Regions from separate parts of the Homo sapiens genome. Here all the other regions are linked to region 1. The links are chromatin loops, found by intact Hi-C in ENCODE. Cell type or tissue: K562. All regions are shown on one strand. Links, peaks and the distances in the headings refer to the core of each region. The heading gives the core; the rest is flanking DNA.

Region 1 (8,102 bases), core at 1,255-6,254:
ACTTGTGGAGGTGGTGCACTCAGCCCAGGTCTGACTCCCAGGAGGCCTCTCAGGGGGTGACCTTGTCCTTGCTCAGAGGGGCAGGGCAGTGCCCAGGGATATGCTGCAATACAGACAGATGGGCGTGGGCCTAGCAGTGGGATCCTGGGGGCTGATGTCGCCAGTTGCTAACTTCTTTCTTCCACAGTTGTCCACAAGCCCTTGGCAGACCTCCCAGTTTTCACTTCCTGCCCTTGAAGCCTGCCTGCAGAGCAAGTGATGTCTCCCCACCGAACAGAAGGGAAGATCGAGACCCAGGCATGCGGACAGAGAGCACAGGCTTAACAGAGCCTCTGAGCCAGACCTGGCATCCTGGGAACCACCTAGACCAATGCTCTTGCTGTCCACATGGGGAACTGAGCCGCCCTAGAAGGGCAGAGCCCCACCCAAGATACCACAGTGAGTCTGGGCTCCAAAGCTGCAGGGTGGGGGCAGGGGGAGCTGCCTTTCCCCTCTGCGCTGTGCCCCCAACGCTGGGCTCCAACGAGGCTGCAGAGCTGTCAGGAGAGATCAGCAGGGCCCTGGCCGATCTCCCCAGATTTAATTAACAGGCCTTTCATCTCTGTCCTGAAGGAATCAGCTCTCTTCTGTCTTCTTAATTAACGTTCATTAAGCAAATCAGAACAACAGGGTTTTTCTCCCTTCTTTCTTCTCCCGGAAGGTTTTAACCCTTAGTAGGTGGGCTTCCGGGAGGGAGCCTGCTACCTTTGCTGGTAGCCCAAGCACAAGGCCAGGCCTCTGCAGGAGCCCCCTAGGTCCCCAACGCAGGCACATTCCTTATCGGACACATACACACACACAATGGACACACACACACATTGGACACACATGCACACACTCACATATCAGACACATGGGACACATACACACACATCGGACCCACACACACATCGGACACACACACACAACAGACCCACACACACATCGGACACACACACACAGGACACACACACACATCAGAGACACACACACATTGGACACACACACATATTGGACACACACACATATTGGACACACACACACTCACATATCAGACACATGGGACACATACACACACATCGGACCCACACACACATCGGACCCACACACACATCGGATACACACACACATCGGACCCACACACACATTGGATACATACACACATCAGACACACACACACACATCAGAGACACACACACATTGGACATACACACATATTGGACACACACACTCACATATCGGACACATGGGACACATACACACACATCGGACCCACACACACATCAGAGACACACACACACTGGACACACACACACACATCAGAGACACACACACACACTGGACACGCACACATATTGGACACACATACACACATATCAGACACATGGAACACACACACATGCGTGCACACGCATCAGCTCCTCCTACCACACCATCATCAGGCTGCTCCCCTGGACTCCACTCCCATCTTCCAAAAGGAAACAGGCCTGGACCATCTGCTGCTCAAGAGCCTTCCTTGGCTCCCTGCTACGGCTAGGACAATGGGCAGACCCTCACCAAGCCCTGCCAGCTTCATTTCTGTCCCCCTTCCAGGCCCCCTCGTCCGCCTTGCTCCTCTCACTCGCCTCCCACCTCCCCGCTTGGCACTTGCAGTTGCTTCTTCAGTTGTACCCTTCCCACTTCCCCTCCGGAGACCCTCTCCAACGCCACTCCTCTCCTTCCCGAATCAGCTCTCTCTGCCGGTGCTAAGGACAGCTCCCTGAACCCCTGAAGGAAATATTCAGGGGTCCCTGCTCCCAGAGCAATCCCAGACACAGGTGATCCTGGGGTAGGGCACAGGACCAAAGCCGCCTGTCCAGGCACACCCACCAGTGGGTCAAGGCCAGTGTGACACAGGTGCCACTTACGGACCCTAGGAACTAGTACCAGCAGGGGACCTCAAATGACATGGTGGGAGGTACTTAGGTGGCAGCAGGGCTCCACTTGGGGGAGGGATGCAGGGGCTGCCACCAGGTGTCAGGGAGAGGGGTTGGAGGTTGGGGATCTGGAGAGGGGCCCCAAAGCTCCAGGCTGCAGGGAAACTGAGGCCATGCAGCCTGTGGCTTCTGTGGGTTTCTGGTCATGTGTGTAAAGAGGGGACCCCCGGCTTCAGGGGTCAGATGTCTTGCCAGGGTGTGGGGCCCTACCAGAAGGTGCCACTCAGAACCTTCCCCTGATGGAGAGCTGGCAGCCCTCACCCAAAGACTGGCTTCCTCAGTTCTCCTGGCTCCTTCCCAGCCCTTTCCGGCAGTGCAGGTGTTTATTGTCCCCTTGTTGCCCAGATTTGGGGGGTTATTCTGAGACTTTTTTGTGGGTGCACAGACACCCCGATGCCCGGGGAGGATACTTTGCTTCCTGAATTCTGTAGACCCTCCCCGAACCCTATCCTAGGAGGAGCTGACCACAGGGATAGGAGAGACCCGGTCACATCCTGCCTTGAATGTGTCCCCAACAAACTGCTTCTCTTCCCTGGGCCTCAGTTTCCCCATTTGTACAGCCTGTGCCCTGGATCCAACCATCTTTATAGGCCCATCTTATCGGATCCCAGGCCACAGGGAAGCAGGGGATGTTTAGCCACCCCACCCACAGTGCCATCCCTTCTACTCACGCTGTCTGAACACAGCGGTCAGTCTGAGAGGCCAGTGCCCACCGGCCGCCCCATGGAGGCTGAGGGGCCTCAGGATGGGGGCCCGGGGAGTTTGTCCTCAGCAGTGGGATGGAGGGAGACCTGGCTCTGGCCCTGGGTCTGCCCACTCCCGCTGTGTGTTCCTGGGAGTCACCCCCACTCTGAGCCCCTCCTTCCCCCTTTGGGCTCCCCATAAACCTGGCTGCTCCACACTCAGCGCTGGGGCCCCGAGCGGCTGGGGAAGGGCTAGCGGGGGTCAGACGGCAGAGCCTCTTGCTCTCGGGGCCTGAGACGTGCTTGTGCCACTCACCCAGAAAGCAGCCTCGGGAAGGAGCTTTGTCCGATGGAGCTCCGCGCCCCCCTCCACGGCGCTGGTCAGCTCCCCTGCCCTGTGCAGCAATGGCCCGGGGTGTCCTAGGCCACCAGGGGCCAGAGAGGGGCCCGTCCCCGTATTGTGGCCAACATCGCCACCTGGTGGTTGGTCCCGGGTGAACTTGAGCAGCTGGACGGTGAGAGCTGGGAGGAGAAGCTGGGAAGGCAGAAGGCACGAGGTTGCTGGGAGACCTCCGCAAATGAGATCACCAGCCCAGGCAGGACGGTCCCTTCAAGGGCTGCTGCCAGGGCTGGGCGAGGTCAGTGAGCACCCAGTTGATGCCTCTTGAAGGAGCCCTCATCTCTAGCCCAGCCCCTAAAGGATCCGTCTTTGCCGGCCGCGGGGGTCTCATTCATTCCAGAAATGCTCCTGAACACCGCTCAGTGCAGGCCACGGGGACACCAGGCCGGGACACACGTGGTCCTTGTCCCCCAGGGGCTCACAACCTCCAGCCCCTGCAGACCCTCGCAGGACAAACTGCCACTGCCGAGAGGCCCACATCCTCTGGCCTCTGTGCCCTGCTCCAGCCTCACCCCACAGGACCAGCTCCCTACCCAACACTGCAAACACATGCCGACCTCCCCTGCTTGTGCACGCCTCTGGGCCTTTGCGCGTGCTCCTGCCTGGGACGCCCTTTCCTCTACTCATCCTTTACAGCTCAGCCTAAATGCTGCTTCTTCTGGGAAGCATCCTCCAGTTCCAGGCAGAACGAGCCACCCCACCCTCCTTGCACCCGTTCCAGGCACTGTCTTGTTGCATGTGTCTCGTTGCAGCGTCCAGACCTATGCATATCACGCCTCTGCCTCACTGACTGTGAGCCCAAGACAGGAGAAGTTCAACAGTGGGTAACAGTACGTTTGCCGAGGGACAAATGACCACAACTCAGTCTTATAAAACAGGTTCAAACGAGCCTTGGAATGTCATCTGGCTGTTCCCTTCTTTTCTTTAGTTAGAAAAAAGACTTTCTTTCTTTCATTCTTTTCCTTCCTTCCTTTCCTTTCTTTCTTTTTCTTTTCTTTCTTTCCTTTCTTTCTTCTTCCCTCCCTCTCCTTCTCCTCCTTCTTCTTTTCTTCTTTCTCTTTCTCTCTGTCTTTCTTTCCTTCCTTCCTTCTTTTCTTTTCTTTTTCTTCTTCTTCTTTTTTTTTTTTTTTTTTTTGAGACAGAATCTCACTCTGTTGCTCAGGCTGGAGTGCAGTGGCATGACCACAGCTCACTGGAGCCTCTACCTTCCAGGCTCAAGTGATCTTCCCACCTCAGCCTCCTCAGTAGCTAGGACTACAGGTGTGCACCACCATGCCTGGCTAATTTTTGTATTTTTTGTAGAGATAGGATTCCACTATGTTGCCCAGGCTGGTCTTGAACTCCTGGGCTCAAGCAGTCCACCAGCCTCGGCTTCCCAAAGTGTTGAGATTACAGGCATAAGCTACCACTTCTGGCCAATCAGACTATTTTTTAATGAACGCTTTTCCTCTCTAACCAGACCATGGGCTCATAGAGAGCAGGATCTTGTGGGAATTATAGCAATAACAATTTATGGAGCACTTACTCCATGCTGAGCTCTGAGCCAAGCACTTGCCATGTGCTTGTGTATATCCAACAGGAAGGATTGAACACAGGTCACTAAGTGCTCAGGAAATGGTTGGGAGGACTGGAGGGGCTGATACCTGGGACACCGCAGAACTGACCCACCAGGGAAGCTGCCACCACCTCTGAGGCTGCCACCGCTGTTGGCTCTGAAAACTCACAGCTGTGCCTGCAATCCAGGGGCTGGAAATAAGAGTCAGGAAGCACTGCTCCTGCTACCGCCACCACACAGAGACCTCTCAGCACACGCAGGACTGGAGAATGGGAAGCAGGTCAGGCTGAAAACCTCCCTTCTCTGTGACCTCACTTGCACCAGAAAAATCCACCAGAAGGGCAGAAGATGGCCTCTGCCCACTTCCATCTTCTAAATCTCAAGTGAAAATACCCGGCTGGCAGGACCTATTATTATTATTATTATTATTTAGACGGAGTTTCACTGTTGTTGCCCAGGCTGGAGTGCAATGGCGCGATCTCAGCTCGGCTTACCGCAACATCTGGCCCCCGGGTTCATGTGATTCTCCTGCCTCAGCCTCATGAGTAGCTGGGATTACAGCCACGTGCCACCACGCCTGGCTAATTTTGTATTTTTAGTAGAGACACGGTTTGTCCATGTTGGTCAGGCTGGTCTTGAACTCCTGACCTCAGGTGATCTGCCCGCCTCAACCTCCCAAAGTGCTGGGATTACAGGCATGAGCCGCCGCACCCGGCCTGGCAGGACCTATTCTACATACAGGGCCCTAGCAGCAAAGGCAGCCGGGAAGAGTAGCTCTTAGGGTGGCAAGCTTGGCATATCAGGGAGGCATCCAAGAAGGAGGGGAGACCAAGGCTTCACTACCCTCCACAGCCACACAGGAGGTGGAGATAGAATCTGAACCCAGGTCTGTTCCTGAACACCATGTGGCCAATGGCTTCTGTGTCGCACAGATTGAATTGAGAAGATGACCAATTAATTAATCCAGGCAGAGTCCTTGATTGAGAATTAGGGTGGCGGAGGCAGGGTCTGCTTTGCCATGGAGCCTGGGAGGAAGGATGCTGGCCTTCTTGTCACCATCATCTCCCCCTACATCATGGTCCTGAGCTCTGGAGGGTCCAGAACAAAGCTGGCCCCGTCCCACAGGTCCATCTGCATGCCCCTGCCACCAATCTTGCTACATGGTCCATCTGCATGTCCCTGCCACCAATCTTGCTACATGGGTTGCTAAGCCACTTGCCACTGTCCACGAGTTTCTGTGCATCGTTCTCAGGTGTACAAACACTGCCCATTGGGACCACTATCCCCAGGGCCACCCCAGATTTGGCTGGAAGGGCAGTGGCAGTCCATTCTGGTCCCATAACTGCACACTGAACTGACTTACCTGGGAGCCAGGCTGGGATTTTTTCTTCCTCCACCAGCTGGTCATAGGGAACACCTTCCTCCCAGGCTATAGGTATGAGCCAAGGAGGAAGCATCAGAGCTGGGGGGCAACATGGGGGCTGTGCCACCGGTTCATGAACTCCCTCACACTATGGACGACCCGTCCCTGACCCTGGACCTACCGTTCCCATTTCATGAAGGCTGGCTGTTGGGTCTGCATCCTTGACTTCGTGGGTCCGACTCCACCCAGCTCTTGATGGCAGTACCCGCCATGTGGTCCGTTGATTTCCTTTGATCATCACTCAGCCTGTACAAAAGCCCGGTCTTGTAGACCAGGATCTGCCTTTTGAGTGGCATAGAACCCTCTGCGGGGCTGGCATGCCTTGCTCCAGAACCCCGGGGCTCACGATAATTATGGTTCTTTCCCAGCATGGATTCCACCAGCACCACGGGGCCCGCTGGCACACATGCCTAAGAGGCAGGGCTGTTCATGAATGGCCTGGAGCTGCTGCCCAGCCCTTTCCTACTCTGGGCACATACAAAGCGAGTAGCCTCACCTGTTCCCTGAGAAGTGGGTCCGAGAAGTGTTCCTACATGAAGAATATGCTGCTTCTAGGACCTGAAGAGGCCCACCAAGCATTGTGCATCTCGCTGATAGAGACAGCGTGACTTTTACTTTGGAGGGTGCGATGGTTCATTTTACCTGTTCACCTGAGAGGCCACGCCACCCAGATATTTGGCCAAACATGATTCAAGATGTTTCTGTGGAGGTATTTCTTAGATCAGATTAATGTCTAAATCAGAACACTTTGAGGGAAGCGAAGGCATAAAGTTGGTGGGCCTCCTCTAATCGGTTGAAGACTTAGTAGGAAAAAGACTGAGCTCCCTGAGGAAAAGGGAATTCTGCCAGCAGGCGGTACAGGAGCTTCAGCTCTTTCCCGGGTCTCCAGCCTGCTGGCCTATCCTGCAGATTTGGGACTTGTTGACTTCCATAATCATGTAAGCCAATTCCTTAAAATAAATCTCTCTCTCAATTTCTTTATTTATTTTTACTTATTTATTTATTTTTTTGAGACAGAGAGTCTTGCTCTGTCACCCAGGCTGGAGTGCAGTGCCACAATACAGGCTCACTACAACCTCCACCTCCTGGCTTCAAACGATTCTCCTGCCTCAGCCTCCCTAGTAGCTGGGATTACAGGCATGTGCCACCACGCCCAGCTACTTTTTGTATTTTTAGTAGAGACAGGGTTTCACCATGTTGGCCAGGCTGGTCTCAAACTCCCGACCTCAAGTGATCCACCTGCTTCGGCCTCCCAAAGTGCTGGGATTACAGGTGTGAGCCACAACGCCTGGCCCTCCCTCAATTTATTTTAAGTTATTAATTAATTCTTCTCTCCCCATATATACATATATATATACACACACACGTATATATTCTCTTTTTCTCTCTCTCTCTTTCTCTCTCTCTATATATATGTAAACATAGCCACACATCATTTGATGATGGGGATGTATTCTAAGAAATGTGTCGGCAAGTGATTCTGTCATTGTGTGAACATCAGAGAACATACACAAACCTAGATGGTACAGCCTACTGCATACCTAGGCTATATGGTGTAGTCTATTGTTCCTAGGCTACAAACCTCTACAGAATGGCACTGTGCTGAATACTGCAGGCAATTTTAGCACAATGATAAGTATTTGTGCCTCTAAATATAGAAAAGCTACAGTAAAAATATGTGGGCTGGGCATGGTAGCTCACACCTGTAATCCCAGCGCTTTGGGAGGCTCAAGTGAGTGGATCACTTGAGGTCAGGAGTTTGAGACCAGCCTGGCCAACACAGTGAAACCCCATCTCGGCCGGGCACGGTGGCTTACGCCTGTAATCCCAGCACTTTGGGAGGCCGAGGTGGGCAGATCACAAGGTCAGGAGATCGAGACCATCCTGGCTAACACGATGAAACCCCGTCTCTACTAAAAAAAAAAATACAAAAAGTTAGCCGGGCGTGGTGGCGGGCGCCTGTAGTCCCAGCTACTCGGGAGGCTGAGGCAGGAGAACGGCATGAACCCAGGAGGTGGAGCTTGCAGTGAGCCGAGATCGTGCCACT
Region 2 (6,515 bases), core at 1,516-6,515, 100 kb before region 1:
GTTAGAACTGCCGGGCCAGGTGGAGTGAGCCAGCACTGCTCAGGGGAGCTTCATCTCTCTGATTCCAAAATAAATGTTTTCTGGAGTCTCAACTTCACCCTCCTGGAGAGGGGTAATCTTATCTGTGGAGGAGAGAGCAAGGGCTGAGGGGGCGCTGGGGTGGCATGAGAGGCCCAAAGACCTTGACAGACACGGTGGGCTTGGCCGCGGGGCACCGGGTTAAAGAGGAGGCTTAGCCAAGCCCAGCGGGAGTTGATTTGACAGCAGTGCCCTTAGCAGCTTGATTGTTCGGATTTTCAGGGCTACTGAGCTCAAGTGTACAAGCAAACTGGAAAGAATAGCTTTGTTGGGTTTTTTAAAGTGATAAAAGCATAATGACAGCATATCCACTGCTTTGAAGGCATCCCCCGCCCCCGTGTTCTTTATCTCAGGTTTTTCCATCAAGGTTAATCTAATCCTGCTAAATTAACAACCAGCCAGTGCATCCCCAAAGAGCCTGTGGAATGTGCAGGGTGGCTCAGCCTCGGTGTTCTCTAAAGTACTGGCTGTGGGTGGCTCCTTGCTCACTTGCAGAAGTTGGCAAGTGACGAGTGGCCAGGGGACCGTGCGTCAGGGCGTCCCTCTGCCCTCAGCCTGCTGTGTTTCACCCGGTCTCTGGTGAGCACATCTCTGGCTGCTTTGCGTGAATGAGCCAAGGGAGGGATAGATCTAGCTTACTGCCTCCCCCTCCCTTAAGCCAAGCAGAATGGGGTGTGTGTGCACACCTGTGGTGAACGAATCTGTCCGTTCACCCTGTGCCAGGGCCGTCCTTACAGCAAGGACCCCGGGGATGTGTCCGTCCCCATCAGTGTCATGTTAGCAAGCAGTGACAACATCCCTTTGCAGGAGGCATCCTGAACCACTCTGTCCTCAGACAGTGGCAGAGCCCAAGAGAACAATGTGCCCCACCCCTCCACCAGCCTCAGGAATCATTGTCTTGTCCCCATCACAGCAGCCCTAAGACTCAGGGCACATGCGCCAAGCCTGGGGGGCTAGTTTCTGTGTGGGAAGCGATGGGGAAGCGGTGAGGAGCTCCTGGAGAAGGTGGCAGCTTTCATACCGGGTGATGTTCTGACTCTGGTGTTCTCTCCCATCTCAGCACCCATTCTGCTCCCCAGTCAGGTTGGTTCTTTGTGGCTCAGATCTGTCACCCCTTAATGAAGTGGCTTTCTGGCTGCCAAGGATTGAGAGCTGCTACTGAGGAGTATAAGTCACTAATAGCATGGAAAACACTGTGAAATACTCCAAGGTGCCAAGCTGGGCCCAGCCCAGTGTGGTTCTAAAAGGCTAATAAAAATCCACCAATTAATTGTGACAGCTCAATGGGAAATTATTCAATTGTGAACAGGGGCAAGCTGCAGCTCGAAAGGAGGAGGGGAGGGGTTGCCATAGTAACATCAATGTAAGTTCTCATCTCAGCAGCGGAAGCCAGCCCGGGAGTGAGCAGCATCCGACCGCCGCCTCTGACACGGGATGGGATGCAGGAGACACCAAAGGCGCGTTTGAAACAGATGCTTTGCCTGGCCCCGGGCCTGCAGCCACTCCCGGCTGAGCGTGGGCTCTCCCCGGGGCAGAGAAGTTGTTTTCCGAATGTTCCTTGCTCTTAGGAAACCTGGGAAGGAGCAGCCGAGTGGAAGTGAAAAGCACATGTGCTGTGTTCCTCCGCCCCTTTGACCGACTGCCGGTTACAGGGATCTAGAGGAGGGGTGTTTGGGTCCAGTCAACAGGAGCTCCATCTCCCGAAAGGCAAGGCACCCAGAACTCAGACTGTGGGGGAGGCCAGCATTCCAGTATGGTTTTGCAGTTGTCACAACTTTTATTTGAAAAGATACACACGACATATTCTGATTTTGAACATGTGAAATGCAACCTTGCTATAGCAAAAACGGGATTCCTTCCCAACGCATCTCCCAGGAGACTCCTGGCCGGGCTAACACTGGGCCGCGGAGAAGGGCTGCGGTCAGAGGGGCAGGCAAACCACAGCAGGGGCTTCTTGCCAGGGGGATCTTGTGCTCATGGCATGGAGAAGGGGATCGGGTTCTTTTTTCCCATTTTTAACTTTCAGAACCATCCTCTGTACCCAGTGGAATGCACTCATTTGCACTCTGATGTCAGCCGCAGTCGTGCCTATAGAGACTGTCACAACTTTGATTACCCAACTGTAAGCACTCAGCCCGCTGCCTCGCTCTGCTATTCACACTCATGGCCCAGCCACAGCCTCAGCTCCGTGCCCCTGGGGCCAGGGGGCTGCTCGGAGTCAAAGCCCCAGGGGAAGAGAGAGGCTGGGACGACCGAGGCTCCAAGACAGCCTCCTTTTTGACACTGCCTAGTTTTTCGCTTCAGCAAAGTTGGAAATCAAAAGTAAGCACACACCTAACCTGTCCTACCATGGATCGTTCATCGTAACCAAGCCTACATCATCTGGGTGTCGTGGTCTTTGAGACTGGGGGAGAAGGCAGGAGTGAAGACAATGGGGGTGAGTCCAAGAAGCAAATCCTTCCAAGGCGTCCTGGCCCTTCACCGCCGACCGAAGCGGAAGCTGAAGCCGCCTTTCTTCCTGCTGTAGCCATTGAGCTCCTCAGCCAGGTTCCCTAACGGGCCGCTGGTCTTCTCCCCCGCAGCAGGGAGGAAGCCGGTGGCCTCACTGCCTTCGTCCTGCCTCCCGAAGCGGAATCTGCAGCCAGCATGCTCTCTGCCCGATGTCTGCAGCCCCCTGGCTATGACAAGCAGGGCCTGTGGCTGTGAAGCTCTCAGCCACCGAGAGGAACCCCACACGGAGTGGGGTCGGGGCCCCATGGCCAGGTCGGCCCAGCGTTCTCCAGCTCCGAGGCCACCCATGGCGTCTGTGGGCTCTCTTCTGTCCAGTAGAGGGAAGCAGGCGCCCAGCGGCAGGAAGAGGAAGTAGATCAGGGGGTAAGGCCTTACCATCTGACCCAGAGGAAAGAGAGGCAGAGTGACAGGCTGCACACGTGGCCAAGCGCAACTCACCAAAATGTTTCCCCGGGACAGGCTGGCAGCGTAGATGTGAGCAGGGGGCTCAGCTGAGCCCGGCTTCCGAGCAGTGCTGGGACTAGGCCACTGTTTTATTAGCAGGATCAGGAGGTGATTGTGCCAGTTAGGCCGGTTCTTCTCCTGCAGTCCCCACGATCTGCGTGCCTGGGCAGCTTAGCACCGTAAATCCACCGCTGCTGGCTGGCAGAGCAGTGCCCAGGCGGCCCCGGGAGAGTCAGCAAATGTATGCTCATTTTTCTCTTATTATAAAATGGCCATATCATTGCAGAGCCATGGGGTGGAAAGTTAAAAGCATCAATCTCCCTTAGTGTTCAACTGGATAATAAATGGGTCTAGCTATGCTGTTTAGCTGGGACATCCTGCTAATGTCTCTTTCACGTGGGAACGAGTTGCTCCTGAAAGCCAGAAACAGATTGGATGGTCCTGGCCTAATTCGGACACCCACCTGGGAAGGAGTGTGTGGACACCACTGGGGCCTGGGCACCGTAGGTCTGCCAGGCTCTGAGCCAAGAGCTCACACATGTGATTGTACTTCATCTTCATAGTACTCCTGCTTGGTAGGTCCGGCCAGTCCCACTTTTTCAGGCAACAAAACTGTCAGAAAAACTGAGATTGTGCCCAGGCCACACAGCCAGAAAGTGGAGGCTCTGGATTCATGATTCTAATGGCCAGACGGCTTCTTCAAGAAGCATACATATCTGCTAGGTACTCCCAACCCTCCTATTTCACAGGGGTGGTGTCGGTCTCAAACAGCTGAGGTGACTTGCCCCAGATCTCATGGCCTTATCAGTGCCAGAGCTAGAGTTCAATCCCAGGTCTAACTGGGCTTGACTCAGGAAGGCGTGCCCTAACTCCCTCCTCTGTACTCCACATGGCACTCGGGGGATCTGAAACCCAGCCTCCTGTAATGAACCTGCCTTGGTAACACTTGCTCCCTTGTCTGGCAAAGAAAACCTTTTTGACAATGACCGCGGGGGAGCTGGAGCTGGCTTGTCCTCCGCAGAGTCAAACTGAGGCTAGACTAGAGAGCACCGGCCCTGGAGAAGACAGTACAGGAGTCCCCAGAGCCCTTTCCAGAAATGGCTCCCTCGAACACATTTCAAAGAAGCGAGCTCAGCCAGGAAGCTTTTAAAAAAATAATACATGCAACCCCACTTTCTACCCAAATCCAGTTCTTCTAAGCTTTCGTCCCCCAGGGATGGAGTGACCTCCCTCATGCTGCCAGGAAAACCTTTCCATCAGGGCGCAGGCAGAGTGGGGGCTTCCACGAGGTGACTTTCTGCAGCGGCCCAGCCCATTCCCTCCTCCCCATAGGAAGCACTTTGCTGACTGCGATGTGGACCAGGGACCGTTGCATCCTGGTGGATAAATCCACCCGGGAGTGGCCTCTGGGTGTCTAGAAAGGAGACAGCCTGACAGAGCAGGCCCTGGAGTGGCCCTTCACCCCTTTTAGGGGTTCATGCACCCCTTCAAGAATCTGGTAGAAAGTGGGGATGCTCATCACGGGACAGGCGGCCCCAGCGCGAGTCAGGGCTTCAGGCCCCACAGCCAGGAAGGGACAGGAAAAGCACGGGTGAGGCTGGGTCCCAGCCCTGGCAGGGCAGCCGTGACCAATCTGTGCTGCTCTGGGCTGTTGGCAGGGGAGGCACTGGTGTCCCCTCTCCGGGCACTCCCTCCCTGTGCTTCTGTGTGCCCTCTGACTGCCCATGCCTGGCTCCTGCCTGGGCAGGGCCTGAGCTGGGGTTCCTGCTGGGGACAGGGCAGCTATGCTCACCGTGTGGCTGGGACTGCTCCCAGGAAGGCTGGCTGGTGGATCGCTGGGCTCCGGGGCTGGGCTGGGCAGAGCTGCTCTGGGTCCTCGTCCAGGAGGCATGGCCCCTGGGCTCTCCCTGCTTTATATGGCCCGCGGTGCGCTTGCTGCTCTGCCGACTGCCTGCTGCGCATTCCTGACCCTGGGATTCCATTGGGGACGCTGTTGTTGAAGAGGGGCAGTGCTGACCGCGTTGATAAAAACAACCTCACACAGGATGTAGTCTGATGAGAGGGCAGGCGGGCTGCCCTTTGGAGGAGAGCAGACAGCATCATTAACTGCAAATTGCGGGCACAGACCCTCGAGTCCCTTGGCGGGGGTTCCAAGCCCACCCTTCACCCTAAGGGTCCTGCCTTTGCTGGGTTGGCACCTCACGCTCCGGAGAGGACATGGGGTGGGTGGACATCTACCCGACACACCTACTGCCCAGCTTGCAGGATGGCTTTCATGGGCAGGAAAGCCACAGACACCCATGAGGCCCGTGTTTCACAGGCACCGGGCTGCGCGGCTAAGCCAGGTGCACCTCCCCGGCAGGTGGAGCCCTCAGCGGCCTGTTACCCAGGAACCAACCAAGGGGGCACGGCAGATGCCCAGGACAGCAGTGGAGCATTTGCCTGTGGCCCCCAGCCCCTCCCACCGCATACCCTGGGTGGCCCCCTACTGTCACCGAGGGTCACCTCTGGGAGGCCAGCAGGAGGACCCAGCCTCTGCTCCTTGCCCGGCAGAGATTCTCCCTCCACTGAGAGCAGGCAGGGGGGTGATGAGGCAGCCCCACCCCACCACTGTCAGGAACTGAGCACAGAGGGCCTCCCCCATTCCAGGGGCCCTCACCCAGCCGACCTACCCCTGCATCCCGGCTGCTGGGGGATCAGAAGTCATGGGAATAGAGAGCCTGTGGACACTTCCCCAGAGACCTGAGGAAGGCACTGGAATCTCGATCCTCCACTTCGGGGCTGAGCGCCCAGGTTCGGGCGGAGGGTCTGCGGATTGAAGCCGATGACTGAGCTTTGCTGGCCAGAACCAGCTTCCATCCCCCAGGCCAGGGCTGCCTCCGATGGCCTGAGGTGCCCCTGTCCTGTGTGTGCATGTGTGTGTATGCCCCCACATGAGTATGTGCACACGTGCGTACACGTGTGTGTGCTCGTGAGACGGGAGGTGTGGTGTCCTTCTGTCTCCCTGGTTAGTGCTGGTTGATTCTGACAGCGGGCACCAGTTATCCATGGGGTGCCGCCCAGGGTGGGTCTCTACCGTGCTATGAGCCTGGACCGGATGCCTGCCCTCTGGGTGCCTCAGTGCTCCCTTGGTGTAAAGCGAGGTTCAAGTTCCCAAGCTGTGCTTTGCAGAATTCCTCAGGAATGGCCATGGAAGTTGGGGAAGGCAACATGGGGTCCAATCCCGCAGGCACCCCTCTCCTACAGGCACCCCACTCCCCTACAGGCTACCCCTCTGCCCTACAGGCACCCCTTTGCCCCACACGCACCCCTCTGCCCCACAGACACTCCTCTGCCCTACAGGCACCTCTCTGCCCCGCAGGCACCCCTGTGACCCACATGCACCCCTGTGCCCCGCAGGCACCCCTGTGCCCCGCACGCACCCCTGTGCCCTGCATGCACCCCTGTGCCCCGCACACACCCCTGTGCCCTGCACGCGCCCC
Region 3 (8,102 bases), core at 1,641-6,640, 230 kb before region 1:
CTTCTTGTTTTCTGAGACGGAGTCTCACTCTGTTGTCCAGGCTGGACTGCAGTGACAATCTCTGCTCACTATAACCTCCGCCTCCCGGGTTCAAGCGATTCTTGTGCCTCAGCCTCCCGAGTAGCTGGAATTACAGGTGCCTGCCACCACGTCTGGCTAATTTTTGTATTTTTAGTAGAGATGGGGTTTCAACATGTTAGCCAGGCTGGTCTCGAACTCCTGACCTCAGGTGATCCACCCGCCTGGGCCCTCCAAAGTGCTGGGATTACAGGCAGGAGCCACTGTGCCCGGCCTGACCTCATATTTGAATACCGAGTTTTAGTTCTGGAGGAGCTGCAGGTTTTATGAAAAGGGAACACATTTGATTCCTCAGAGCAGCCACAGGCCAGCTCTCTGAAGTAAAGTGCACGTGTGCATGTGTGTGCACACTCACACACACGTACACACACATTCACAAATAGGACATCTCTTTTAAACAGAAATGGCCACCTGCATTTGAGAAAATAAAGTTTCATGCAGAAGAAAGTGACATGTTAAATTCAATCATCAAGATTTAGACTGGTGGGAATTCTGCACAACAAATGACTTGGTTTAATTAACATGGAAATTGCGAGGAAAAAAATGAAGTGGAACCTATGGATTTAAAAATTAGGAAATTTTAAGATTTCCATCGTAATTTTTTTAAAACAATATATTTTACTTCCAAAACCCTGCGTTTTCACATGGTAGCTATCTGCTGGAGCTGAGTAGCCGCTGCTCTCTTGAACAGCATCACCCAGATGGGAGAGCCCCCTTCCCCCCAACCCCCATACACTCCTATGTGTACAACTTCCTGAACCCTGTAAGCATTAGAGCTTGCAGCCTCTGCTTTTTCTGTTTCCTTCTTGATGGGAAGACTGGCAGCAGGATTTACTTGGTTGCTACATTTGTGAATTTGTAAAATAATTCATGCTCTGCTAGGTCTGTAACTTGGGAGGCTTGGTGTGCACGGGCATTTAGCAGCAACTCAGAGCGTATGGAAGACTGTCACTGGCAAGAGCAAAGTCCCCCCAGGACAGAGCCAGTGACGACTAGCTGTGTATCCTCAGTCTGATGGCGGTGGAAGTGAGGCAGCACCAAGGAGCAGAAACAGGAAGTTTCCACTGATGACCACCCTGCCCCCAGCTAGGCTGAAAGGCCTCCCCAGAGCCCTTGCATCAGCCTGGCTTTGCACTGGTCTGGGGGATGTTGCTTGTTAGAGCCAGTGAAGAAGAACGGTAGTAAGTTACCTGATGGCCAAGGCTCTGTCTGACCCTGTCTGCTGTCGTGTTCCTGGCACAGAATAGTCTTTGTTGAAGGAACGAATTAGTGCATCCTTCCAAGCCTTGGAGGACCTGTCTATAATAGGCCCACTCTATAGGGTCTTTGTGAGAATTAAATTAAAACCCCTATGAGAAACCTAACTAGAGACAATTGGAAGTAACTTAAATATTTGTTCATTGGGAACAGCTACATAATTGTGGCTGTCATTCTGTACAACACTCTGTGGCTGTTAAAGAGCTAGAGGTAGTTTTATGTGGATTGATGTGTTCAATGTGTTCAATGGAAAAGCAAGGGTAATATAATCCCATTTATACTACAGAGAAAAATCGGGTCTGTAAATATGTTGAGAAAGGTCTGTCGATAGTGGTTATCTTTTGAGAGTGGAATGGATCGGGGTGGGTATGGCCTGGGGACGTGAGGGGGAATTTTTCACTCTTTATTTCACATACATCTGTCATTGGCACAGAAAATTAAGCAGTAAACCTAAAGAAACAGAATAGTGCTTGTTGTATAGTTAGATCAATAACTTGTAACTATTATAAAAGGTAGTTATAAAGTTAGTAAGGGCCAAAGGTCTAACTAGAGTAGGTCGGTTATAGAGGAAAACAGTTTAATCAGTTGTTGTTTAACTTTTATGGAATGCAACTTCTTTAGCTTTAATTTGGAGAGCCAAACTATGGCCCTAGTCTTTTTTTTTTTTTTTTTTTTTTGAGTTGGAGTTTCGCTCTTGTCCAGGCTGGAGTGCAATGGTGCTATCTTGGCTTACTACAGCCTCCACCTCCCGGGTTCAAGCGATTCTCCTGCCTCAGCCTGCCAGGTAGCTGGGATTACAGGTGTGCACCACCATGACTGGCTAATTTTGTATATATATATTTTAAGTACAAATGGGGTTTCACCGTGTTGGCCAGGCTGGTCTCAAACTCCTGACCTCAGGTGATCTACCCACCTTGGCCTCCCAAGGTGCTGGGATTACAGGTGTGAGCCACCGTCCCCGGCCCCTAGTCTTTTATTGTATTGTATTGTATTATTTTTTAGTCAGGTTTATTGAGGTATAATTTACATATCATAATATTCCCCTTCTTTATTATACAGTTCTATGGACTTTGACAAATACATACACTTGTGAAATTGCCACCCCTTTTGAGATACAGAACAGTTCTATCACCCCCTAGAATTCCCTTGTGCGGCCCTTTTGTAGTCATCCTTTCTCTCTTCTCCCAGCTGCTGGCAACCCTGATCTGTTTTTTTGTCCCTGTAGTTTTGCCTTTTCCAGAATGTCATATCAATGGAATAGTACAGTCTGAAGCCTTTGAATCTGGCTTCTTTCATTCAATATAATGGGTGAGGAGTCAACCACGTTGTTGCATGTTATCCACATTTCCTCCTTTTGTGTCTCTGAGTAGTATTCTCTTGCATAGATGTACCACAGTTTGTTTATCCATTCACCAGCTGAAGGACAGTGCTCCAGGGTCCTAGAGCACAGAACTCTGGCTTTGTTGTCTTTATTTCTACCAGTTGTCTCTCTCTCTGTCTCTCTCTCTCTCTTTTTTTTTTAAACCCTAGAAGATTATTAAGATTTATAAGACTGGGTATGGTGGCTCATGCCAGTAATCCCAATGCTTTGAGAGGCCAAGGCGGGAGGATCACTTGAAGCCGGGAGTTCAAGACCAGCTTGGGCAATGTAGCAAGACCCCATCTCTACAAAAAATTGAAAAATTAGCCGGGTGTGGTGGTGCACACCTGTAGTCCCAGCTACTCAAGAGGCTGAGGCAGGAGGATCACCTGAGCCCAGGAGTTTGAGGTGATAGTGAGCTATGACTGCACCACTGCACTCCAGCCTGGGCCACAGCATAAGCACTTGTCTCCAAAAATGTTTAAAAGATTGACAATACAGTCTTCTTCAGAGTCTCCATAGGAAAGGAGCGGCACGAAATGCAAATTATTTGGAGGTTTTGGAGGTTTCAAACTTTTAATTACTTGGCACATATAGTGCTTACTGTGTGCAGGCACTGTTCTAAATATTGCTTTCAAATATTTAAAAGTGCTTAGAACAGTTACAGCACATAGTAAATGCTATATATCTGCTTGTTAAATAAATAAAAATTTAAGTTTCCAAATAATCTGTATTTCACATAAAAGAGAAGAGATGTGGGACAATATAAATAGGCAGGAGACCAGGGTTGTAGACCCGGTACTATCACATTCCCAGCCTACCCCTTAACCTAGTCCCTTGGGTGAATTACCGACTCTGGGTCTCACTTACTAACATGAAAGGAGGTTCATAATCTGAATCCTCCTGAAGGAACAGATAATATCTCAACTCTTAATAGTTGAACTCTAAAATTTGGTCAGTATAAAAGTAATGTTATAAAATGTGTCTATATCTGTTTATTTTACATTGTATTGGGCCTGGATAATTGGTTTCTTCCTTTTTACATGTATATAACATCCTATTGGGATCTGTATTAAAAGTGTACTAAAAACATTCACCACATGGTGGTGCTCCCTTCAAAAGCCAAACTGAAAATTGTAGGCCAGCATTGAGTATTAGGCATGGAGTTGATAGGGGCAGCTGTATGTATGTATGTATGTGTGTGTGTGTATGTATGTATGTATGTATGTATGTAGAGATGGGGCCTCACTATGTTGCCCAGGCTGGTCTTGAACTCTTGGCCTCAAGTGATCTTCCCACCTCAGCCTTCTAAGTAGAGTGCCAGTTTATATTCTACATTTGTGCTTTAAGTTTTTTTTAGGGAAGTAGGGTCCTGTCATTTTATTAGCTTGATAACTTATACAGATGCCAAAATACAGGAACATTTGTTCTTTCTTAGGCATTATGACATATTCATGTACATTAACTGATGTTATACTTTTTAAGTGTTCCAAATATCTTCACTCAGAAGTTTATGTGCTTGACAGGAAAAGAAAAAATACATCTGTAAGGAAAGTATCATAGGTATTTATCCTTCAAAAGCTGATGTTTTTATTTATTTATTTATTTTTAACCTAATGTGTTCTTAAGTCATACTGGGATAGCAGCAGTACCCAGCCTAAGAGAAGCTGCAGTATAGTTTCCTTGGTCAAATGACTTTTTCTTTCTTTCTTTCTTTCTTTTTTTTTTTTTTTTTTTGAGACAGAGTCTTACTCTGTCGCCCAGGCTGGAGTGCAGTGGCAGAATCTTGGCTCACTGCAACCTCCTCCTCCTGGGCTCAAGCAATCCTCCCACCTCAGCCTCCTGAGTAGCTGGGGCTACAGGCACGTGCCACCACGCCCAGCTAAGTTTTGTATTTTCAGTAGAGATGGGGTTTCGCCATGTTGACCAGGCTGGTCTCAAACTCCTGGCCTCAGGTGAGCCGCCAGCCTTGGCCTCCCAAAGTGCTGGGATTACAGGCATGAGCCACTGCGCCCAGCCAAAAGTTGGTGTTTTTAAAAAATGCTTCCTGGTAACTGCCTTAGGGAGAATAATGTTAACATTTCAGTTGTGATTCTCTTGAAGCACAGTATTTCCCTGCCTTTTAGATTTGAAATGGATACTTCTAAGCAGTTGTGACTGGCTGGATTTCAGTCATTTACATCGGAACACTGGTCTGGTCAGCTCACCTGCATCTTTGGTAGAGAGATATCTCCCAAACATACACTCTCCCTGAAGGATTTTCATCCTTCATATGCTTATCAATTCCCTTGCCAAGTATTTACTGTTTGTCCACATGAGTACAAGGCATTGAGCTTGTGCTACTGTAGACTCACAGATGGTCATGATTTTCAGGAATTGAATAGAGAAGATGAAACACTGAGACACTGGATTCAAATGCTAGACCTTACTGGGTTGACGTTAGTAATAGACATGTGAAGAATTATAGCGGTTGAGAGGAAAGAGACATCTCCTCACTAGGGTGACTGGTCAGGGAAAAAGATGGGAGTGGTTTTTGGTGGGAGAAGAGGAGGAGACGGGATCTGGGCATATGAAGAGGCCTGGGGTACTGAGGTGGAATTTCACCACACCCCAAATCTGTTGAAAAGAGGAAAGTGTACAGGCAGGAGACACAGAATCTGGCCAGAGTGAATGTCCTGAGCAAGGGCATGGGAAGAGGAAAACGCAGGGCACAGGGATTAGGTGAGGATCCAACTGAATGCTTGCCCAAGGGGCTTCACTGTCGAGGATTTTGACTGAGATGGGGGCAAACATGATAGACAAACTTTAGGGACAATTTAGCATTGTCTTCAAACACAGGTATGAGGGAGACTTTTGCTGGTGATAGGACAGATTATCCTGAAAATTGACCTGACAAAAATACTTAGACCTGATCCCTAAAATATAATAAACATCTTTTTAATGAATAGCTGAACTTGCAAGAAAAAAGGTAAATCCCCAAGGCCTATAAAATAAAAGATGAGCTGGCCGGGTGCAGCGGCTCACACCTGTAATCCCAGCACTTTGGGAGGCCAAGGCGGGTGGATCACCTGAGGTCAGGAGTTCAAGACCAGCCTGACCAGCATGGAGAAACCCCATCTCTACTGAAAATACAAAATTAGCCGGGCATGGTGGCACATGCCTGTAATCCTGCTACTCGGGAGGCTGAAGCAGGAGAATCACTTGAACCTGGGAAGTGGAGGTTGCAGTGAGCTGAGATCGTGCCATTGCACTCCAGCCTGGGCAACAAGAGTGAAACTCCATCTCGAATTTAAAAAAAAATTTAAAAAATAAATAAAAAATAAAAGATGAGCTGAAAATAAGAAAGACAAGCCAAAACTGTAAACGTCTTGGCATTGTTTGCTAATTTCAGTAATCAAGATGCTTTTTTCCCCCAATGTTTTGTTTTTGTTGCTATTGTTTTGAAATAGGGTCTTGCTCTATCGTCCAGGCTGGAGTGTAGTGGTGCAATCATGGCTCACTGAAGCCTTGACCTCCTGGGCTCAAGTGATCCTCCCACCTCAGCCTCCTGAGTAACTGGGACTATAGGTGTGGGCCATCATGCCTGGCTAACTCTTTTTTTTTTTTTTTTTTTTCATTTTGTAGAGATGGGGTTTTGGGGTTTTACCATGTTGCCTAGGCTGGTCTTAAACTCATGGGCTCAAGTGTCCTTCTGTTTCAGCCTCCCAAAATGCTGGGATTACAGACATGAGCCATTGTGCCCGGCTCCCCAATAGTTTTATTGAGGTATAACTGACATAAAATAAACTGCACATATATAAAGTATACAATTTGATAAATTATATGTATATGCCCACAAAACGATCACCACAATTAAGATAGTGAAAAGCCCATCATCCTCAGAAGTTTCCTTATGATTCTTTGTAATTCTTCCCTGATTTACCTCCTTCCCGGTCCAATACTTACCTGTTTTCTGTCACCATAAATTAGTTTTCATTTATATAAAATTTTAGAAAATACAGTCATATACTATGTACTCTTCTTTGCCTGACATAATTATCTTGAGATTCATCCATGTTTTTGGATCAATAATTTGTTCCTTTTTATTGCTGAGTACTATTCCATTGTGTGGATGGACCATAATTTGTTTATTCATCTGCTGATGGGCATTTGTTTCCCTTTTTGGGCTAATACAAATAAAGCTGCTAGAACACATATGAACATATCTTTTTTACTTTTATTTTTTGCCTTTTTCCTGCAGTATGAGCAAAGCTTTGTGTGGACATTTGCTTTCTTTTCCTTTGGGTAAATAGGAGCAGGATCGCTGGTCATATGGTAGCTGTCGATGACACTTGAGTCTTAAGGGCTGCTGTTTGGGGAACTGGAGACATAATCTTGGGCCTATGAGTAGACAGGGACTTGGAATTCAGACTGCCCTATAAAGCTAAGATCATTGATTGGCTACACTTTGAGCAAAATGATAGACTAGAAAGAATAAGCTGTTGGCAGAATATTTAAAAAAGAAACTTGCCAGGCACGGTGGCTCATGCCTGTGATTCTAGCACTTTGGAAGGCTGAGGTGGGCGGATTGCCTGAGCTCAGGAGTTCGTGACCAGACTGGGCAACATGGAGAAACCTCATCTGTTAAAAAAACAAAAACAAAAAGCAAACAAACAAACAAAATTAGCCAGGCATGGTGGCGTGCATCTATAGTCCCAGCTACTTGAGGGGCTGAGGCTGAAGTATCTCTTGAACCCAGGAGGTTGAAGCCGAAGCTGAGATTGCACCACTGCACTCCATCCTGGGTGACAAAGTGAGACCCTATCTCAAAAAAGAAAGAAAGAAAGGAAGTTAGAAAGTGGGGGAGGGAGGGAAGGAGGAAGTGAGGAAGGAAAGAAAGGAAAGAAAACAAAGAGAAAGAAACTTGTCTGATTTGGTCTGCACTTTGAGTGAGAGGAAACAAAAACCTCCCGAGATAACTTTTATTCTAAGCATGCCTTCTTTTAAACTTTGTTTGAATTTACCTGGCCTCTGTAGTTTGTGAAATTCCAAGAAGAGACATTATTTTAGAGAGATACTAGGTTGCTAGAGTTCCTAGATTACTACAGTTCCTAGTTAGCTGGCAGAAGTCAATGCATATCCTCTTGGACTATATCTATCTTTTTCTCAGTCTTAACACCAGATTCCCAAAGATAAAGCTTCTCCAAACATGATCTCACAATCCAAAACTAAGAACATGAGAAAACAAACAACCTTGCATCACAGAGCAGGAAAATGAACAGTAGAACTATAGTACTTTATAGCTTTAGATATAAAAACTGTCAGATTCAGAATATAAAATACTGGTTTAAAAACATTTAAAGAAATAAAATGTGAAATAGAAAACAAGTAAGGACTAAAATCCTATGAAGAAAAATCAAATAATTGA
Region 4 (8,102 bases), core at 1,746-6,745, 130 kb before region 1:
CTCCTTCCTCCTGGCCGTGCGCAGAAACATCCCTGCAGTATGTTGCCTATTTGTCAAATAAGATTAGTGTAAATATGGGGCATTTACCTTTGCTATAGAAGCTGAAATTGCCAGGCACGGTGGCTTACGCCTGTAATCCCAGCACTTTGGAAGGCCAAGGCTGGTGGATTGCTTGAGCCCAGGAGTTAAAGACCAGCCTGGGCAACATGGCAAAACTCTGCCTCTACAAAAAATACCAAAAATCAGCCAGGCGTGGTGGTGCGTGTGTATTCCTAGCTACTTGGGAGGCTGACATGGGAGGATTACCTGAGCCCGGGAGGTTGAGGCTGCAGTGAGCCGTAATCGTGCCACTGCACTCCTACCTGGGGAGCAGAGTGAGACCCTGTCTCCAAAAAAAAAAAAAAAAAAAAAAGCTGAAATCCTTGAGTGGATTCTAAATCATGGCAGTGGCTAACATTCAGCTTCATCGTGCCCTTGCTGTGTGCCTGGCAGAGACCTCTGTGCTTACTACATGTCGCATCTCATTGAATCCTCACAACCTTAAGATCCTTCCAGGTTGAGCATCCCGGACCCTAAAATCCCAAATCCTAAATGCTCCCAAATCCAAAACTTTTTGAGCACCGGCATGCAGCTCAGAGGAAATGCATACTGGAACATTTCAGATTTTGGATTTTCTAATTTGGAGTGCTCATCTGGTAATATAGTGTGGATATTCCCCAATCTGCAAAGATCTGAGCTCCGAAACACTTGTAGCCCCAAGCCTTTCAGTTAAGGGACATTCACCCTGTATCAACATTTTAATGCTGAGAAAATGGAAGAGAGAGAGGTTAAGTGACTGACCTGGCATCACACAGCCAGGAGTGGCAGCATCAGGATTTGAACTGGGGCACTCAGCTCCAAAGCTCAGCTCTTCTTTTTTAAAATTGAACCCAGATTCTTATTTCTCAAATACCATAAAATATTTACATAAGCCACAGTTATGCCTTTTAAAAAAAAATCACCTTTTCCCCCCACTCTCCCATTTACTTCCTTTGCAGTTTGTGGCTACGATCTACCTTCCTCTTCAAAACCCTTGAAAAATCCTTGCAGCCTTGCCCAAGCGTCCTTCCCTCAGCCGATTTTTGGGCCTCAGTTTCCTCCCATCCAGCCTGTTTCCTATCGCTGGCTTCTCCAAGGGCAGAGCCAGAGTCCTCTTTTGCCAGCAGGGGGAGCAAGGGCCTACTTTTAACCGCAACTCCATAGTGAACAAGTCAAGCAACCTTGGGTCATTCATATACCTTCCAGGCAGAAGGAAGACAGAAGAGAACAGGAAAAAAGCAGGACACTAGGCTGACCCCTGCAGATGGGAAGCTGGAATTACAGCAAAGGCTCATTGATTGGGAACTGCACCCTTGAATTTTGATAGTATTGGGCAGGACATAGTCTTGCTATCTGTGTTAAAGGGAGGACGTGCTTAAGAAAACCAACAGTCAAGTACAAGAAGCTCTAATTTTTTTTGAGGTGGGGGAACGGGGTCTCACTGTGTTGCCCAGCTGGCCTCAAACTCCTGGCTCAAGCAGTCCTCCCACCTCAGCCTCCTGAGTAGCAGGGATCACAGGCTTGTGCCACTGTGCCCAGCTAAGAGGCTGCAATTTTTTAATGAACTGTATTCAGAGTTTGTACATCAGTGTCTTTTTTTTCTATGAATCAGTTCTCTAAGTAATAGAATTTGGAAAAGACCGCTGGTGATCTAGCTGTGGCATTTAGATTGACTCATGAGCTAACTGACAAATTTACTACTTAAACAGTGGAAAATAATGTGCAGGATATATTTTTTTGAATAGGTTGTCCCACCCTCGAGTTCTGTGTCTTTCCTGAGTCCGCATATGTGAACCTTGTTTTAACCAGGTGACAGCATCCCATAGGCACGGATCTCTGTCTTCTGTTGTCCACATCATGTGTCTTGGCAGTTGTTCCTTATTGATATACATAAGGTTGTCTTGTTTTTGTATGGATATATTTTAACATGTACCAGTGTTCAGTGGGCCTTTCTCTTATTTCCAATATTTTGCTGTTCTAAACAGCAGCACAGTGATTCCCCTCATTTGCATGTATGTGAAACTATCCTGGTGGGTCCGCTTCCAGAAACTACTGGATCAGGGACCATGTGCATTTATGGCCTTGACCATACTGCCAGAGTACCTTCCAAGGAGTTTGTGTCATCAATTTGCACTCCCCAGTGGTGTTGAGAGAGTGCCTGTTTCCTCCACCCAGCACAGTGTGTTTCGGTTTTATTTCTCCCAGGAAATGGGTGTTAGTTGGGGAGCTCCAGAAAGAAGCCGAGAAGAAGGGCAGTCGTACCCTTGGCAGTTGTACGCAGTGGCTCTCTGGCCGCACAAGGAGGGCTCGGAGCCTGCTGTTGCCAGGTTGCACTTGCTCTTGCAAGACAGGCATTCCTTGCAGTGGGTTCTCCTCTGGCCAGGGAGATGAGTTCTGGGGGCTCCTCTACGAGGTGGTCTCTCCTGGGCTTTCCTCTCGAGCTTCAAGTCCCACCTCTGGAGTGTGAATCGCCTTCCTCAGTCTAACTCTATCCCTCCAGTGGTTTTTTTTTTTTTGCTTTTTGTTTTTGTTTTTGTTTTTTTGAGACAGAGTCTCACTCTGTCACCCAGGCTGGAGTACAGTGGCGTGATCTCGGCTCACCGCAAGCTCCACCTCCCGGGTTCAAGCAATTCTCCTGCCTCAGCCTCCCGAGTAGCTGGGACTACAGGTGCCTGCGACCACGCCGGCTAATTTTTTGTATTTTTAGTAGAGACAGGGTTTCACCATGTTAGCCAGGATGGTCTCGATCTCCTGACTTCATGATCTGCCCTCCTCGGCCTCCCAAAGTGCTGGGATTACAGGCGTGAGCCACCACACCCAGCAGTCTCTTCAGTGTATTTAGCTGTGTTGATCCTGATTCATCTGATGGGTGAAGGAATATTGGAAATAAGGATAATCCCTGTGGTGTTTCACTGTGCCTGTAACCTCTCTCACCTAGCATTTGGTTAACCAGAAACAGATGTGGAAACTGATCTATCTGTAGATAATGGCCCTGCTCAGGGAGGGGGTCCCTGCTGAGAGCGAGACATTGAAAGCCTGCTACACAGAAACTGCTGGAAGGCCAAGCCATTTCTTTTTTCTTTTTCTTTTTTTTTTTTTTTTTTTTTCAGACAGAGTTTTGCCCAGTAGTTCAGGCTGGAGTGCAGTGGCATGATCTCAGTTCACTGCAACGGCCTCCCAGGTTCAAGCAATTCTTCTGCCTCAGCCTCCTGAGTAGCTGGCATTACAGACTCCTGCCACCACGCCCGGCTAATTTTTGCATTTTTAGTAGAGACACGGTTTCACCATGTGGCCAGGCTGGTCTCGAACTCCTGGCCTCAAGTTATCTGCCTGTCTCGGCCCCCCAGAGAGGCCAAGCCATTTTTAAAAACAGTGTTCTTTTTCATGCTGTAGAATACCTGTGCTTGGGGGTGAGCAAAAAGGAGGAAACTGATTAGAAAATACCTATGAGGGCCGGGTGCAGTGGTTCATGCCTGTAATCCCAGCACTCTGGGAGGCCGAGGAGGGCAGATCACAAGGTCAGGAGATCAAGACCATCCTGGTTGACATGGTGAAACCCCGTCTCTACTAATAATACAGAAAATTAGCTGGGCGTGGTGGCAGGTGCCTGTAGTCCCAGCTACTCGGGAGGCTGAGGCAGGAGAATGGTGTGAACCTGGGAGGCGGAGCTTGCAGTGAGCCGAGATCGCGCCACTGCACTCTAGCCTGGGCGACAGAGCAAGACTCCGTCTCAAAAAAAAAAAGAAAATACCTGTGAGATGTTGAGTCTGGGAGAATGTATCTGTGAGAAGACAAACAACCCTAGTATTCATTAAAGAACCAGCCTTTGTTTTCTACAAGCTATCTGTTCGGTCTACTCAGGAATAGAGATAAACTGCCTTAATAGTAATAAAAGCAAGCACCGCTGAGTGAGTGCTGGCCTCATGCCAGGAACTGCTCTTGGCACTCTGTGCACAAGGGAGATACTGACATTCTTTCTGTTGTGCAGATGAGAAAACAGGCTCAGAGAAGGTGAGTAACTTACCATGGTCACACAGCAGCAGAGCTAGGTCAGTATAATCCACAAGTCATTCTCTTAACCGCTCCGCCGTACCGCCCAGAATGTTCATCTGCATCTGGGCCAGCCTCGTCAGTCCGTGCAAAGAGGCCAGTTGACCCATCTCCCTCCCTAACAAGCACAGAAGAGACCAGGCTGAAAATTCATAGCTTTCACTCAAAGTGTTTCCTTCACCTCATTCATCTGAGTTAGCTTTATTTTACTATATAAAGAGAATTTTCTTCAGCAAAATGATAGGAATTTTTTTAATGAAAGTAAAGGAATGTCACAGAATTGCGTCAGGGATATTTCCAGTTTAACACAACTACAAACGTAGGCTGTTTTGTTGTTGTTGTTTTGGTTTTCTATTTTGAGATGAAGTCTCACTCTGTCGCCCAGGCTGAAGTGCAGTGGTGCGATCTTGGCTCACTGCAACCTCCTGCTCCCGAATTCAAGTGATTCTCCTGCCTCAGCCTCCTGAGTAGCTGGAACTACAGGCATGCGCTACCACGCCTGGCTAATTTTTGTATTTTTAGTAGAGATGGGGTTTCACCATGTTGACCAGGTTGTTCCGGAACTCAGGTGATCCACCTTGGCCTCCCAAAGTGTTGGGATTACAGGCATGAGCCACCACACTCGGCCAGCTGTTGTTAATAGTTAAAATTATAAATTGGACAAGGTCTGATTCCAGCAGGGGGAGACAAATTCACATTGATTTTTCTATAAGAAAAGGAATTATTTGTACTTTCCTCCCTTGTGTGTTTGTGTGTATGTAAGAGAGACAGATGAGAAGAGGGCTGCCTTTGAGAGCCATGTTCCTTTTGCATGTACATACCTCTCAAGATTATTACATGGGTCTTTTAGAAGAGGGTCAGTAGCTATAAAAGCAAATGATATTTATGAAATGATTTCATTGTATGTGGTTTATTATGTAGTCTTCAAAACAGAAAAACCCCACTTGCTTCGAAAGCTTCCTTTGAGAGCTACTTTTTAACCATATTGTTGATCAAGCAAGATTCTTAAAGCCCCAGTCCTATACGTGAGCAGCATTGAATCCCCGGATACTGGCAGGCGTTCACTGTCCAGCCTTTGACATTAGCATGTCACCCTGGTAAATCAGAGCACTCCATGCCAAAAAACAGCATGGTCTGCTGAGCACATTAAGGAGCAGAGAGGGCTCAGAAGAATTAAACGGCCAATGGGGTGGTGACAGAGGTGAGCTCTTTCCCCCTCGGACAGCTTGGCATGGTGACTACCAATGAGGTTTAATTGACATTAAGAGCAGCTCACCATTTTTAAAGAGCGATAAATTGTTTCCAAGTTTCAGCCTCACGGAGCCCTGAGCTAAGAGATAATGGGCTGACACATAGCCTCATTGGTCACGCTTCACTTGTAAACAGGATTGGCCAAAGCAAGAAGGCTGTAAGTAAAGGTTGGCCCGTCCTCTGGAAGCCTCCCCCACAGCAGGGTGGGGAACTGGGGCAGCCATAGCAAGCAGGACCATCAGGACACGGTGTCTCCCAAACGGGCCGGAACATACAAGGTTCTACGTTTAATAGAAAGTTGATCAAGCCTTCCTCTTTGGGGAGCCTAATTTTTAAGCCATTCACTCTCTGTTCCCCTGCAGTCTTTTCTCTCCAAACTCTGTTGAAACTTGGAGGCATCTCGCTTCCTCCTTTGGCCTTTGTAGCCAGGTTTTCGCAGCAAACAGACCATATCATTTAACACCCACCTGCTTCTTGTTCTGATAGTCAGTTCAGTAGACAGTAGCATTTTTTAAGTCAAAAAGAGGCTTAGTGATGTAGGCCAAGGTCAAGGCTCTGTGTCATGGGGCTCTCCCCAGGGCTCAGTGCCACGGCACTTCAGACTTGACCCCAGACTGAAAAGATGAGAGGACCTGTAGAAGTCACGGCCTGTCTGTCCCGGGCCCATGCTCCTATCTTTTTCTCCCCCTTGGCATTTAGATACCATGGACTTGTTAAAATGTGACATGTACTGATGATCCTTATGAATTTGTTGGTAGGGGAGCTGCTGGTGAGGATTATTTTAGACTGTGAGTAATTGACCTGACAGACAGTGATGACTGCTTCATTAAGAGCCCACGACCACGTGCCAGAATAGTTCAGCATCCTCTGTTGCTACTGTACTTTGAGACATCGTTCTTCTTTGTGATGCAATACCTCTTTCTTGTCATGAGGGTCTCTTCCCTTAAATCAGGTACATTTCAGATTCTTCAGGTGATGTTTTTTAGGCTGAGTGTGTTAGCACCCCTTGGAAACCAGGTTCCCTGGGGAAAGTGTGTCACGTTTGTGGTGTTTGCCCGTATAGCTCTCCCACACCCCCACGAGCTCCAAGAGGTGGGGAAGCACATGTGGCCTGCCTAGCAGGCACCAGAAGCAGGTTGTCGGCACATGCAAGCCAGCTTTGCCCTGTTGCCTGGGGGAGAATTGAAAAGTTTGGCCCCAAAGGGGAAAATTCTTTCTGCCATCAAGTTGCTGGTCAGCTGTCATGGAACCTGTCTGCAGCAATGTGGCTGTCACAAAACGCAGCCCAGGACGAGTATGCGCTGAAGCTCCATTTTGCATTAACTAGTCAAGTACTTACCCACTGAAAAGCACTTCCTGAAATAATTTCACCTTCGTTTTTTTCCTTCTGCAGGAGGACACCATGGAGGTGGAAGAGTTCTTGAAAGAAGCTGCAGTCATGAAAGAGATCAAACACCCTAACCTGGTGCAGCTCCTTGGTGAGTAAGCCCGGGGCTCTGAAGAGAGGGTCTCGCGCCGCACCCCCAGGGTGACACAGGCGCTGGGGAAGACGCACGGGCGGCTCACTGCACAAAACCTCGTTGGAATATTTGTGCTCTGCCGACGTTCAGCCGCGGGTAAAATGAGGCCTGTATGGGATGGGTGTGTGCGTGTGTGCACATATGCACATGTATGTATGAGAGGGAGAATGTGATTATTTTAAGTGGATACCTAAAAGCAGTCAAATGCAAATCTGAAATTAGTTTCTGAAACTTGGGCATTTTCCAGAGTTTTCTCACTGAAGTGATTCTGTAAGTAGACACATAACCATCAGACCTAACCATTCAGGGGTAAACTGACGGTGGTGAAGGTCATTTGAGGTGGGGCCAGGTCTGCGTCTGAATTCTGTGGCAGCCTCTCCCTGCGTAAATTCAAGTTCACTGGCTTGAGAAGAAGAAAAGAGCCTGGCCATGTCCCTCCCACACGAGCACAGTCTCAGGATGCAGGTGCTTGGGACCATGTTGGAAGTTGGGCCCAGGACTGAGGAGCAGAGTCAGAATCCTTCAGAAGGCTTTTTCTTTAGACAGTTGTTTGTTCAGTTGGGAGCGGAGCCACGTGTTGAAGTCCTCGTTGTCTTGTTGGCAGGGGTCTGCACCCGGGAGCCCCCGTTCTATATCATCACTGAGTTCATGACCTACGGGAACCTCCTGGACTACCTGAGGGAGTGCAACCGGCAGGAGGTGAACGCCGTGGTGCTGCTGTACATGGCCACTCAGATCTCGTCAGCCATGGAGTACCTGGAGAAGAAAAACTTCATCCACAGGTAGGGGCCTGGCCAGGCAGCCTGCGCCATGGAGTCACAGGGCGTGGAGCCGGGCAGCCTTTTACAAAAAGCCCCAGCCTAGGAGGTCTCAGGGCGCAGCTTCTAACCTCAGTGCTGGCAACACATTGGACCTTGGAACAAAGGCAAACACTAGGCTCCTGGCAAAGCCAGCTTTGGGCATGCATCCAGGGCTAAATTCAGCCAGGCCTAGACTCTGGACCAGTGGAGCAGCTAATCCCCGGAGTAAGGAATATTTCATTTTTGAACCATTTTGGGCTAAGTGGAATATTAAATGAAGTTCATAAAAGGCGTCCTTCCTAATAATCACAGTCCCCTCTGAAAGAGAGTACTCATTGTTCCTCCGGGGCCAGCGCCCAGCAGTAATGGCCTCTTCCTGGGAGCCGCTGGCATTGCTTTTACG

Evidence for each region. Hi-C counts contacts between places; a loop is a spot of excess contacts. Peaks named below come from ENCODE experiments on the same cell type or tissue, not always from the same donor. Only the 100,000 strongest peaks of a DNase experiment are listed, where the experiment ranks them.
Region 2: a loop joins it to region 1, with 5 times the contacts of the local background. A loop is called at or near these places in 11 of 110 quality-filtered maps.
Region 3: it touches region 1 in a loop (7-fold over the local background); 7 of 110 quality-filtered maps call a loop at or near these places.
Region 4: a loop joins it to region 1, with 8 times the contacts of the local background. A loop is called at or near these places in 50 of 110 quality-filtered maps.

The regions. Positions count from the first base shown.
Region 1 is chr9:130,995,344-131,003,445 of GRCh38, forward strand. No RefSeq gene overlaps it. Among named protein-coding and RNA genes, the nearest start is that of LAMC3, 9.8 kb to the right of the region's middle. RefSeq lists enhancers at 1-301, 3,209-3,258 and a silencer at 3,039-3,098. In K562, for the core only: no CTCF peak of the experiment used is centred there; DNase peaks (open chromatin) are centred at 2,348, 3,148, 3,588, 3,779 and 1 weaker place; H3K27me3 peaks cover 4,830 bases.
Region 2 is chr9:130,890,872-130,897,386 of GRCh38, forward strand. It overlaps QRFP (pyroglutamylated RFamide peptide), which reads right to left and starts at 5,941. Exons shown (of 3, transcript NM_198180.3): 1 at 5,706-5,941; 2 at 4,826-5,110; 3 at 1,836-2,967. The coding sequence starts at 2,967. The coding sequence ends at 2,557. RefSeq lists enhancers at 2,759-3,273, 4,062-4,749, 4,750-5,436. In K562, for the core only: no CTCF peak of the experiment used is centred there; DNase peaks (open chromatin) are centred at 2,910, 3,860, 5,760, 6,348 and 8 weaker places; H3K27me3 peaks cover 1,986 bases.
Region 3 is chr9:130,767,340-130,775,441 of GRCh38, forward strand. It overlaps a transcript of ABL1 not described here. Among named protein-coding and RNA genes, the nearest start is that of ABL1, 64 kb to the right of the region's middle. RefSeq lists enhancers at 1-714, 715-1,519. In K562, for the core only: no CTCF peak of the experiment used is centred there; DNase peaks (open chromatin) are centred at 3,564 and 3,802.
Region 4 is chr9:130,865,357-130,873,458 of GRCh38, forward strand. It overlaps ABL1 (ABL proto-oncogene 1, non-receptor tyrosine kinase), which reads left to right. Exons shown (of 11, transcript NM_005157.6): 5 at 6,773-6,857; 6 at 7,504-7,681. Among named protein-coding and RNA genes, the nearest start is that of QRFP, 27 kb to the right of the region's middle. RefSeq lists enhancers at 1,120-1,621, 1,126-1,420, 5,537-5,736. In K562, for the core only: no CTCF peak of the experiment used is centred there; a DNase peak (open chromatin) is centred at 4,805.